Linked DNA regions of Homo sapiens: region 1 is linked to region 2. A link is a loop called in an ENCODE intact Hi-C map of the cell type or tissue named here. Cell type or tissue: B cell. All regions are shown on one strand. Links, peaks and the distances in the headings refer to the core of each region. The heading gives the core; the rest is flanking DNA. Region 1 overlaps CCDC112 (coiled-coil domain containing 112). Region 2 overlaps PGGT1B (protein geranylgeranyltransferase type I subunit beta).

Region 1 (2,500 bases), core at 1-2,500, 83 kb after region 2:
GAACTTTCAGTGAGTAAAGTGGTAAGAGTGGACAATTTTGCCTTGTTCCTGATCATACGGAAACAGCTTTCCATATTTGATCATTAAGTAATACGTTACTTAATGATGCCTCTATCAGGTTGAGAAAGTTCTCTTCTATTGACAGTTTGTTGACTGGATAATCTGAATTGACCTATCTTCATGAAAGGGTGTTGGATTTTGTCAATTGCTTTTCTGCTTCTATTGGGATGATTATGCGGTTTTGCCCTTTATTCTATTAATATGTAGTATTATATTAATTGATTTTCATATATTAAACCAACACTGCATGTCTGGAATAAACTGCAATTGATCATGGTGTATAATCCTTTTCATGTTTTTAGATATGTTTGCTAGTATTTTGTTGAGTATTTTTACATCTGTATTTATAACAGATACTATTCTGTATTTTTCTTTCTTGTGATGTTTTTTGTTTGATTTTGGTATCAGGGTAATAATGGCCTTACAGAATGAGAAATGTTCATTAAAAATGTTCCTTCCTCCTCTATTTTCTGAAAAACATTTGTTAAAAACAAAAATACATTTATGCTGACTTTCATATTTACCTATATATTTGCAGTACTCTATTCACATTATTCTTCATGTGGATTCAAGTTACTGTCTAGTGTCCTTCTATTTTAGCTTGAAGGACTCCTTTTAATGTAGGGCAATTATGCTAAGTTATTTTGGCTTTTGTTTGCCTCAGTATGTCTTAAATTCTTCTTCAATCTTACAGAATAATTTTGCTGTACAAAGAACAACTGGCTGGCAGTCTTTTTCTATTTTATGTCATCCCTCTGCCTTTTGGTGTCCATGGTTTCTGATGTGAAAACAGCTGTTAATCTTATTGAGGAATTCCTTATATGTAATGAACTGTTTCTTTCTTGGTGCTTTCAAGACTTTTTGTCCATATTTATTGGCAGGTTTATTACGATGTGTCTAGATATGAATTTCTGTGAGTTTATTCTACTTAGAGTTCATTGAGCTCCATCCATATGTAGGTTAATGTTTTTCATCAAATTTGGGACGTCTTCTATTATTCTTCAAATATCGGTTTTCCTCCTTTTTTCTCCTTTCCTTTCTTTCTGGGACTCTCATTATGCACATGGTAGTATGCCTAACGGTATCTCACAGATCTCAGACTCTGTTCATTTTTCTTCATTCTTTTCTTGCCTCTGTTCTTCAGTCTGGATAATGTGAATTGACCTATCTTCAGGTTTGTTGATACTTTCTTCTGCCAGCTCAGATCTGGTGTTGAGTCTCTCTAGTGATGTTTTCATTTGAGTTCTTGCATTTTTTAACTCCAGAATTTCTACTTGATTCTTTTTTAAATGTTTAATTTCTTTAAAGATTTCTATTTCATTCCCACACTTTCTCTTAGTTCTTTAGATATGGTTTCCTTTAGTTCTTTGAACATATTTAAATAACTGTTTTGAAGTCTTTGCCTAGTATGTCCAATAGCCAGTATTCCTCAGAGACAGTTCCTTTTTACTGTTTTCCCCATGTGTGAACCATACTTTCTTGCCGTGTCTCATAACTTTGTTAAAGACTGGACATATAAAATAATATAATGGACAACTCCAAAAATGAGATTCTCTCCCCTTAGCAGGGTTTGTTTTGTTGCTGTTTGTTTGGTCACTTTAAACTAATTCTGTAAAATCTGTAGTCTTGGTCAGGTGTGGCAGTGAAATCTCTGATTGGTTAGCTCAGTTGTCAGCCAATAATTGGTCAGAGATTTCCTTAGATGCATTGAACCACTATGTGTCCTAGCCTTTGCTACCTTTGGGAAAGGGGGTCTGTATGCATGCTGAAGCATACCTCCTACATGCAGGCAGGCAGTTTACAACCCTATCTTAGTATTTACTTTCTGCCAGCACAGTGTTTCAAAGACAAACAAGGATGAGGACTGAGAGCTTCTTAGGTCTTTCCTGGTGTCTCCTATTGCTGCTGTAACAAACTCACCATAAGTGCAGTGGCTTAAACAACACACATTTATTGACTTATAGTTCTGGAGGTCTACTCTAAAATCAAAGTGTGAACCTGGAGGACATTACGCTAAGTGAAACAGAGATGCAAATCCTGTATAATCTCACTTAAACTGCACGTGGAATCTAACACAGAGTAGAACAATAGTTGCCAGAGGCTGGTGGGGAGGGCAAGGAAGGAAATAGGTAGTTGGTCAAACGGTGCAAAGTTTCAGATAGACAGGAGGAATGTTTTGAGATCTACTGCACAGTAGGTTAACTATACTCAGTAATAATGTATTGTGTATCTCAAAATAAGAGTAAATTTCAAATGTTTCACCAGAAAAAAATAAGTGAGGTGATAGATATGTTAATTATTAGCCAGGTTTAATCATTCCACATTGTATACATATATCAGAACATCACACTGTACCCCATAAATGTATATAATTAAGATTTGTCAATTAAAAATAATGTTAATTAAAACAAAGGTGTTAGTAGGGCTACATTCATTCTGG
Region 2 (7,396 bases), core at 3,978-6,477:
TTTTCTTTGCATATCTGAGTATTTATTATGTTTTCGATCCAGCTACCACACACTAAAATCATATTAGTTTTTCGGGGGTAGGAGTAAAGATCACATTGTTGAATTATAAAGAGCTTACTGTTAAGAATCCTATCTTTTTAAAATATAAATTTGCAAATAATCAACTGTTTCTACCCAAGCTGCTTTTTCTCTATCAGTGATTGGTTCTCAACTTTGAATGTGCATTGAAACCACTTGGAGGGCTTGTTTAAAACACAAATGTCTAACCCTACCCCCAGAGTTTCTAATTCAGGAGGTCTAAGGTACCGCCAGAGAATCTGCACTTTCTAACGAGTACCCAGGTGATGCTAGTGTTTCCATCTGTAGACAACATTTGGAAAACTAGTGCTCTAAGTCCTGCTTTAGTGGAGAGACATTATTCTGATTTCACTCTCAAAGGCATACAGTTGGCATTAATTCATACAGCACATATAAAGAATTAACCTCCCCCCAAACTTATTAGAACTTGATTTCCACACATTATCAATAACGGAATACCATTTTCACCCACCTAGAATGAAAAAACTTTAAGCTTGATAAAATCCGGTGTCACAAAGGATATGAGGAAACAGGCACTCTCATACCTTGTTGTTGAGTTTATGAATGGCTACACTGTTTCTGGATGGCAATTCTTGGCAGTAACTACCAATATTTTTAAAGCATAAATCCTTTAGTCCAGGAAATTCTTTCTAGGAACACCATAAAAATAAATAAGTGAATAAATGAATGATGTTCATAGCAACGTTTATGAGCTGTAAGTAACCTAAGTTTCTCTTAATATGATAAATATTAAAATATATCCAGTCATAAAAGTGAAAAGCATCTTCTGATTATTTCCACAAGTTAACCACTGAATAACTGTCTACAGTATGTTCTGTAGTAGAAAAAAGATACTCTGTAACAGAATCTCATTTGTGGGTGTTCTAGTGTGGTACTCAATTGCTGAAACTTAAATGACAAGATGAAAATCCATTAACAGGCTAGCATACTACTTAGTTGCACTTTATCAAATCGATTTTAGTGATTGTTTTCCTTCAATCTTTAGAGATTTCATAAAGCTCTACCAAACTCCTTGACTTGCTCATGTAGAATTAAATGAGAGGGAAATTGGCTTTGAGCCTAAATTCATAATCTTTTACTTTTTCACAATTTCTCCAGTGAATTGTATGTCTTTCATGATCCCACCTATACTTTAAGAAAACTTTTTGACTCACAAGTAGATGCAAACATACATGAGTGAGGTCCCATGTACCAATCACCAACTGCTTTAATGAGGACACCTTATATGCTGGTAGTGCATTACCAGTTGGTTCAGGGAATCCCACATACAATTTTAATGGCCACCCTTAATTTAGTTAGAGCCTCAAGATATTTAATGAAAAGTTTGAACAAACATGGAAAAACATGGAAAGAAGAGGGTGGAGAATGATCACCTCAGTTAAAAAAATGTGGCATAAAAAGAATGTTATTTCTGGAGACAGAAAACATGCACTCTAGTTACAGTACTGCTACTAACTGTTAAAGCTTTATCTTGTGTGAGTTAATTCATATTTGGAATTCAGATTTATAATTCGTAAATGAGTTTGAGGAACGAAGCCACAAAGGTCTTTTCTAATGCCACAATTATTACAAGTAGACAGTTTTACTATCAGAAACCCATTTTCTGATCATATTTAAAATCTTAGTGTCAAGATAAAAGTGTGCATTAGTACAACCTTCTTAAAAAGCAGCTTGGCAAAAACAAAAACATCAAATTTAAATTGTGCACACTTTTTGCCCCAGTAATTCCTTATCTATAAATTTAAAGAAACATGCAAATGGGCAATTATACATTTTCAAGGATCTCACAGCAATATTTTTGTAGTTGTGAAAAATAAGGCACTGATTAATCAGTGCCTCATTTGCCATTAAAATGGTAAAAAGTGCAATTACTTATGCACTGACCTAATATGTTTATGCAACGTGATACTATGCAACTATTAAAGTATGGCTATTGAAAGGCATTCATAATACATTGTTGAATGAAAAAAAACCATGGAATATTTAGTACCTCAGATCTTTATGTATAGTATACATACATATATCTATTTGTATAAGTATATATTGTATTGGGATGAGTAATACTTAAATGTTCAGATATTTAAAGAATATTCTCTATTTCTATATCTCTATATACAGAGATTAAAGGTCTGAAAGATGTATGCAACAGTGGTGTTTACCTCCAGGAAGTATAGGCTGTGGGTATAGTATAGGCTGGGATGGGGAGAGAACTATCATTTTTCTTTAAATTATAAAACTAAATGACCATTTTAAAAAAAGGTTCAAAGTGAAATAAGCTATATATTTTTTAAAATTGTAAATATCTGAATAATTAAGCACCAGTAATCTCAATAGCACTTACTTAAAAGTTCATTTTCTCACTAACTTGAGATGCTGCCTTTACTGTATTCTAAATGCCACTGAGTCTATTTCTGGAATTCCTCTTCTGTTCCATTGGACTTCCTATTTATGTGCCAATACAAAACTTTTCATTTATTCAACATTACGAATGCCTTCCAATATCCATACTTTAACAGTTGCATAGTATTGAGTTACATAAATGTATCATAATGTGTCTTATTTTTCACAATTACAAAAATGTGGCTGTGAGATCCTTGAAAATGTATCATTGCCTATTTGCATGTTTCTTTATGCTAAATCTATAGATAGAGAGTATCTGGGCCAAAAAGTGTGCACACTTTAAAAAATTCTGATAGCTTCTGCCATGGAGGATTTAGAGTATGTTTTAGTGTCGGATATGGCTGGTCCCCTCTAATTCTTTTCAGTTTCCATGGTTATTCTAGTATGTTCTCTCAAATAACAATATAATTTTTATTGGAATGGCACTGAATTTATAAATGAACCTAAGTGGGGAAAGACATGTTTTGATGTTGTCTATCTAAGAATATCATGTATCTTTCCATTTGGTGGAATCTACATTTTTGCCTCTCAAGAGTTTTTTTAGTTTTCCTCATACAGATTTTAGATGTGTCTTAAATTTACACATTAAGTTTTCTTTTTACTTTTGCTATCACAAAGGTGGTCTTCTCTTCAAGTATCTTCTAACTAGTTTAGGTTTGCATATACATACATATATATATATATATATATATATATAGTCTTGTTACTCTTTTTAGTAAACATTTTTACTGAGCTATAATTATACATACAGAAAAGTGCACAAATCATATACAGCTTGATAAATATTCATAAGGTGAATGCACCTACGTAACCAGCACCTAGATCATGAAACAGAACATTACCAGCACCGCAGAGTCTCCCTTGTACCCTCTTTCAGTCCTACTGAGTTAAAGCCAGTTGAAAAATAATGTATACTATATGGTTCCACTCATATAAAATTCAAAAACAGACAAAACTAATTGATGGTAATTTTGACAGCACTTACCTTTGGGAAGAGAGGTAGTGACTGAAAGAGGGTGCTGATTTCTGACACCATACATAGATGCTGTCTGTTTTGAACTTCACCGAAATGGAATCAAAGTATGCACTTGTGTCTGGTGAAGCCTACTGATATTTTTATGTAAATTGTATTTAATAGCTACTTTACTAAGTTCTTTTATTGTTTAGTTTTTCAACAAGTTCCTTTGGGCTTTCTAGATACATATTCATATCTGCAAATAGTTTTACCTCTTCCTTTCCAATTCACGTCTTTATTTTGTCTAACTTCATTGGCTATAACTCTCAACACATTGTTAAGTAGCAGAGGAGTTAGTGGGCATGTCTTGTTCCTGACTTCAGCTGGAAAGTCTCCTTTGCTTTGAAATTTAAGATGCTGGCTTTTAGGTAGAGGTACAATGTTAATAGATTATTCATCAATTTCTACTTAGTATAGTTAACATAAGTGAGTGCTCAATTCTATCATGTCTTTTCTGCAAAGATGAAGATATTTTTTAACTCTTAATATGAATAGTAACAGATTATCTAGTATTGAACTACCCTTGCATTCTTACAATAAACCCAACTTAGTCATGATTACCTTTTGAAAGTGCTGTTGGATTGTTTGCTAATGTTATCATTAAAACTTTTTATTAATATTCATGAGATTGCTCTATATTTTCTTTTTGGTACCATCTTTGTCAGGTTTTTGAATCAATGCTATTACATTCATTTTATAAAATGAATTCAGGAGTTTTTCTTTATTTGTTTTTTTTCTTTTTTTGGCACTTTGAGGTTCAAGATTCTTTTCCTAGTCTCTGCAATTGTTTAAGCAAGAATGGGATTATTTAATCTTAAAAGGTTTGGTAGAAATCCCCTTGAAACAATCTGGGCTTGATGCTTCTTTTGGTAAGGGGTACTTTTAACTATTTGTTTCTTCTACGGTAATTGGTTTGTTGTGACTTTATCTACCTAGAGTAAATTTTGGCAATTTGCATTTTTCTCAAAATAGTTTTTGAATTTATTGTGTAAAATTGCTCAAAATAGTCAATTTAAACAAATTTCCTGTTTTACTATTTCCCCCTTGTCATTTAAATTTTTGTATTTGTGCTTCCTCCTTTTTTTCTTAAATAGGTTAGCTGGTAGTTTATCTGACTCAACTCCCCGCACTACCCATCACCAACTTGGATTTATTATTGCCTCTATTGTTTTGGTTTTCTACTAGTAATTCTTTTTTGCTTTTATTAATTCCTTCCTTCTGCTTTATTTTGCTTTTTACTCCAAGTGTTTGGTACTTGGTTAATTTTCCCCTTTTCCTACTTTTATTGATAACTGTACTAATTAATATAAATTTCCTGTCATATTTGCATTTTATTTTTTGGCAAATATTAGGTTTTTATCTGTCTTGTGGTCATGTCCTTCCGGTGTGCTTTCATTGTCTGTGAGGATGTTGATCTATTTATTCTCTTATTTCTTATACTAACTTTGACTGGAGTTGGACTGTAATCCTGGCTCACTTACTCTTTTTTTCCCCTTAACTGAAATGAGTTTTTCTGTACTTTTAGGAGGAAGGAGTGGCTCTAGGATGACTTCACAGCCTTAGAGCTCCCATTTTCACAGTGATTTAAAAGAATATATATATATATGAAAATACACATATATAATGTCTCTGTGTCTTGGCCTTTCTTCCCAATACTTATCTAGATCTTCTTTCCTTTGTCCTATTTTACCCATCCTGCCCATTTGGATTCTAATTCTAGAAGTTTGTCCTCAGTGCTGGGCTTTGTCTCATAAGCTTCAAGAGGTACACAGCGTAAAACCCAGACAGCTCTAATGCAATCAGCAGACCTTATCATATTGCTTTAACATTCATCTGCAAATGAGATTCTGTAGTCACTTCCCAGTTTCAGTGTCTGTTCTTAGATTGGCCCGCTGCACTTTGTAGTTGAGAAACTGTGGGCAGTGTTGTAGTTCTCCAATTTGCAGAGCTGTCAGAAACCAGCTGCCTTCCTTCTACTTCCTCCCACAGATACTGAAACTATGTGGTTCAGTGGTTTGTCCTCACTTAGTTGTATTTTGAAGTTCATAGAGATACCTTGTCATCTAGCGTTGTAATAGTGTCTGTGGCTATCCTAGTTGCTCTGTATTCTTATGGGGAGATTAGAAAACAACACTGTTGTCATCATTTTCCCTGAGGTTAAACTGTTAAGACCTCTTTCTGTTGTAGAAGAGAGGTTTTAATTACAAAAATAATTTTATGATCATTATAAAGAACCTATAATTTGAAATTTGCTGTATTCCAGGTACTATCCTAAGTGCTTTATCTGTATTATCTCATTTAATCCTAAACCCTGTGTGTTAGGTTTTACCCTTATTTTATCCACGGCAGAGTTAGGGTCCAAGATCATGCTGCTGAACTGGCAAATCTGGGATTTAAACCCAGGTCATCTGATTCCAGAGCACCTCCTCATTAACTGTCTCTCAAAAATGATCAGGTCCAACAGTTTTCAAATTATATACCACTGTCAGCAAGATTTCTATATGAATTTAGATTAAATATAAATAACTAAAGATCTAATAACACATATATATTATAGATCAAATCTAAAAACACTGAAATGATAAACAGGTTAAATTAGGCCATATGATCTGATTAATCTCATTTGTACACAGATGCTCAAAATAAAGCTCCTCCTCCTACCTTCTAAAAAAAAAATGCCACAAAATTAGGGGGCGGGAAGGAGACAAGTATAGAGTAGGTAACAGAGCTTTTTGAGATTTCGGACTTCGTATTTTCCCTCATTACATCGCTCCTGTTAAGGAATAAAGTGTATATGTGAAATATTGCTTATAATTTATTTAATCGATAAATGCTTTTCTTGTAAATAACTATTTAGAAAAGTTAGAAATAGTTTCTCCACAATTCACACTGGGCTGCTATTTTCTGGTCAATTCAGTTGCTGTGGAATGTGAACATTTACTAGTCCATAAAGTTTCACAAGAAAGTCTCCCACAAGTGTATCAATTAGAAGCATACTAAAATTTATAATCTTATGGTATTAAATTATCAGGAGTTAGAAAATATTTAGCCTTATGAAATACTTTTAGATTGGAATTTTTCTCTAACATTTATGAATAAAATCACTGTTACTACCTTTATTGCCTTCTAACCTTTCTTGGTGATACAGAAAAAACAATTTGGGCTTTTTATATAGTCCTAAAGCCATTATATATATGCTACTTTAACTTCCAATGTCTAAGAGATGACTTAGTTTGAGATATGGATGTCTTAATCTGCCAGGATTTAAATAGTAGCAACTGGAATAACCCATAGACGGATAACATCTGTTATTAAGCTTACTTTTTCCCCCACCATCAGAAGATTTATTTTATTTCTAATTAAAAAACATACAGTTGGCAAACTCAGGTTTAAAACTAAGCATGCCAATAATAAATCAATCATTTCTCCAAGTACACAGTGTTTCCCTTGGGAAGGACTGTTATTTCACAACATTTTTTTCCCTCTGATTTAGAAAAAAAGATAACATTTAAAGTATTACAATGCCTAAACAGTGATACCAGTAATCCAGTTTTTATACTGATACTTGTATTTCAACATTTATTATCACCAAGACTAACTTAAAGCCAACTCCTTTAGTGAAGAGATTTCTTTCCCCATTTCAGTACTAGACGCAATAGTTCTGAATGTCACTGAGCAAGTAACGGATATGAGTTATTGATAAATTAATTACTAATGAAGAGTTTTTATACTACCTCCTTTATAATTAGCTAGTTCATAGACTTAAAACAAAACAATGAACAAAAACAAAACCCTATTTCTTACCCTCTAAATGGTCGCATTTCCCTTTCACTTACCTGAAAATATGAGAATAAAAATGACCATGTATTGAGTTACACCACT

What was found. Hi-C counts contacts between places; a loop is a spot of excess contacts. Peaks named below come from ENCODE experiments on the same cell type or tissue, not always from the same donor. Only the 100,000 strongest peaks of a DNase experiment are listed, where the experiment ranks them.
Region 1: a loop joins it to region 2, with 3 times the contacts of the local background. A loop is called at or near these places in 1 of 110 quality-filtered maps.

What each region holds. Positions count from the first base shown.
Region 1 is chr5:115,291,009-115,293,508 of GRCh38, forward strand. All of the region lies in intron 1 of CCDC112 (coiled-coil domain containing 112), which reads right to left. Among named protein-coding and RNA genes, the nearest start is that of CCDC112, 4.4 kb to the right of the region's middle. In B cell, for the core only: no CTCF peak of the experiment used is centred there; no DNase peak of the experiment used is centred there.
Region 2 is chr5:115,204,012-115,211,407 of GRCh38, forward strand. PGGT1B (protein geranylgeranyltransferase type I subunit beta) reads right to left here. Exons shown (of 9, transcript NM_005023.4): 9 at 1-7,396. Among named protein-coding and RNA genes, the nearest start is that of TRIM36, 38 kb to the left of the region's middle. RefSeq lists a silencer at 5,248-5,357. In B cell, for the core only: no CTCF peak of the experiment used is centred there; a DNase peak (open chromatin) is centred at 5,420; H3K27ac peaks cover 553 bases.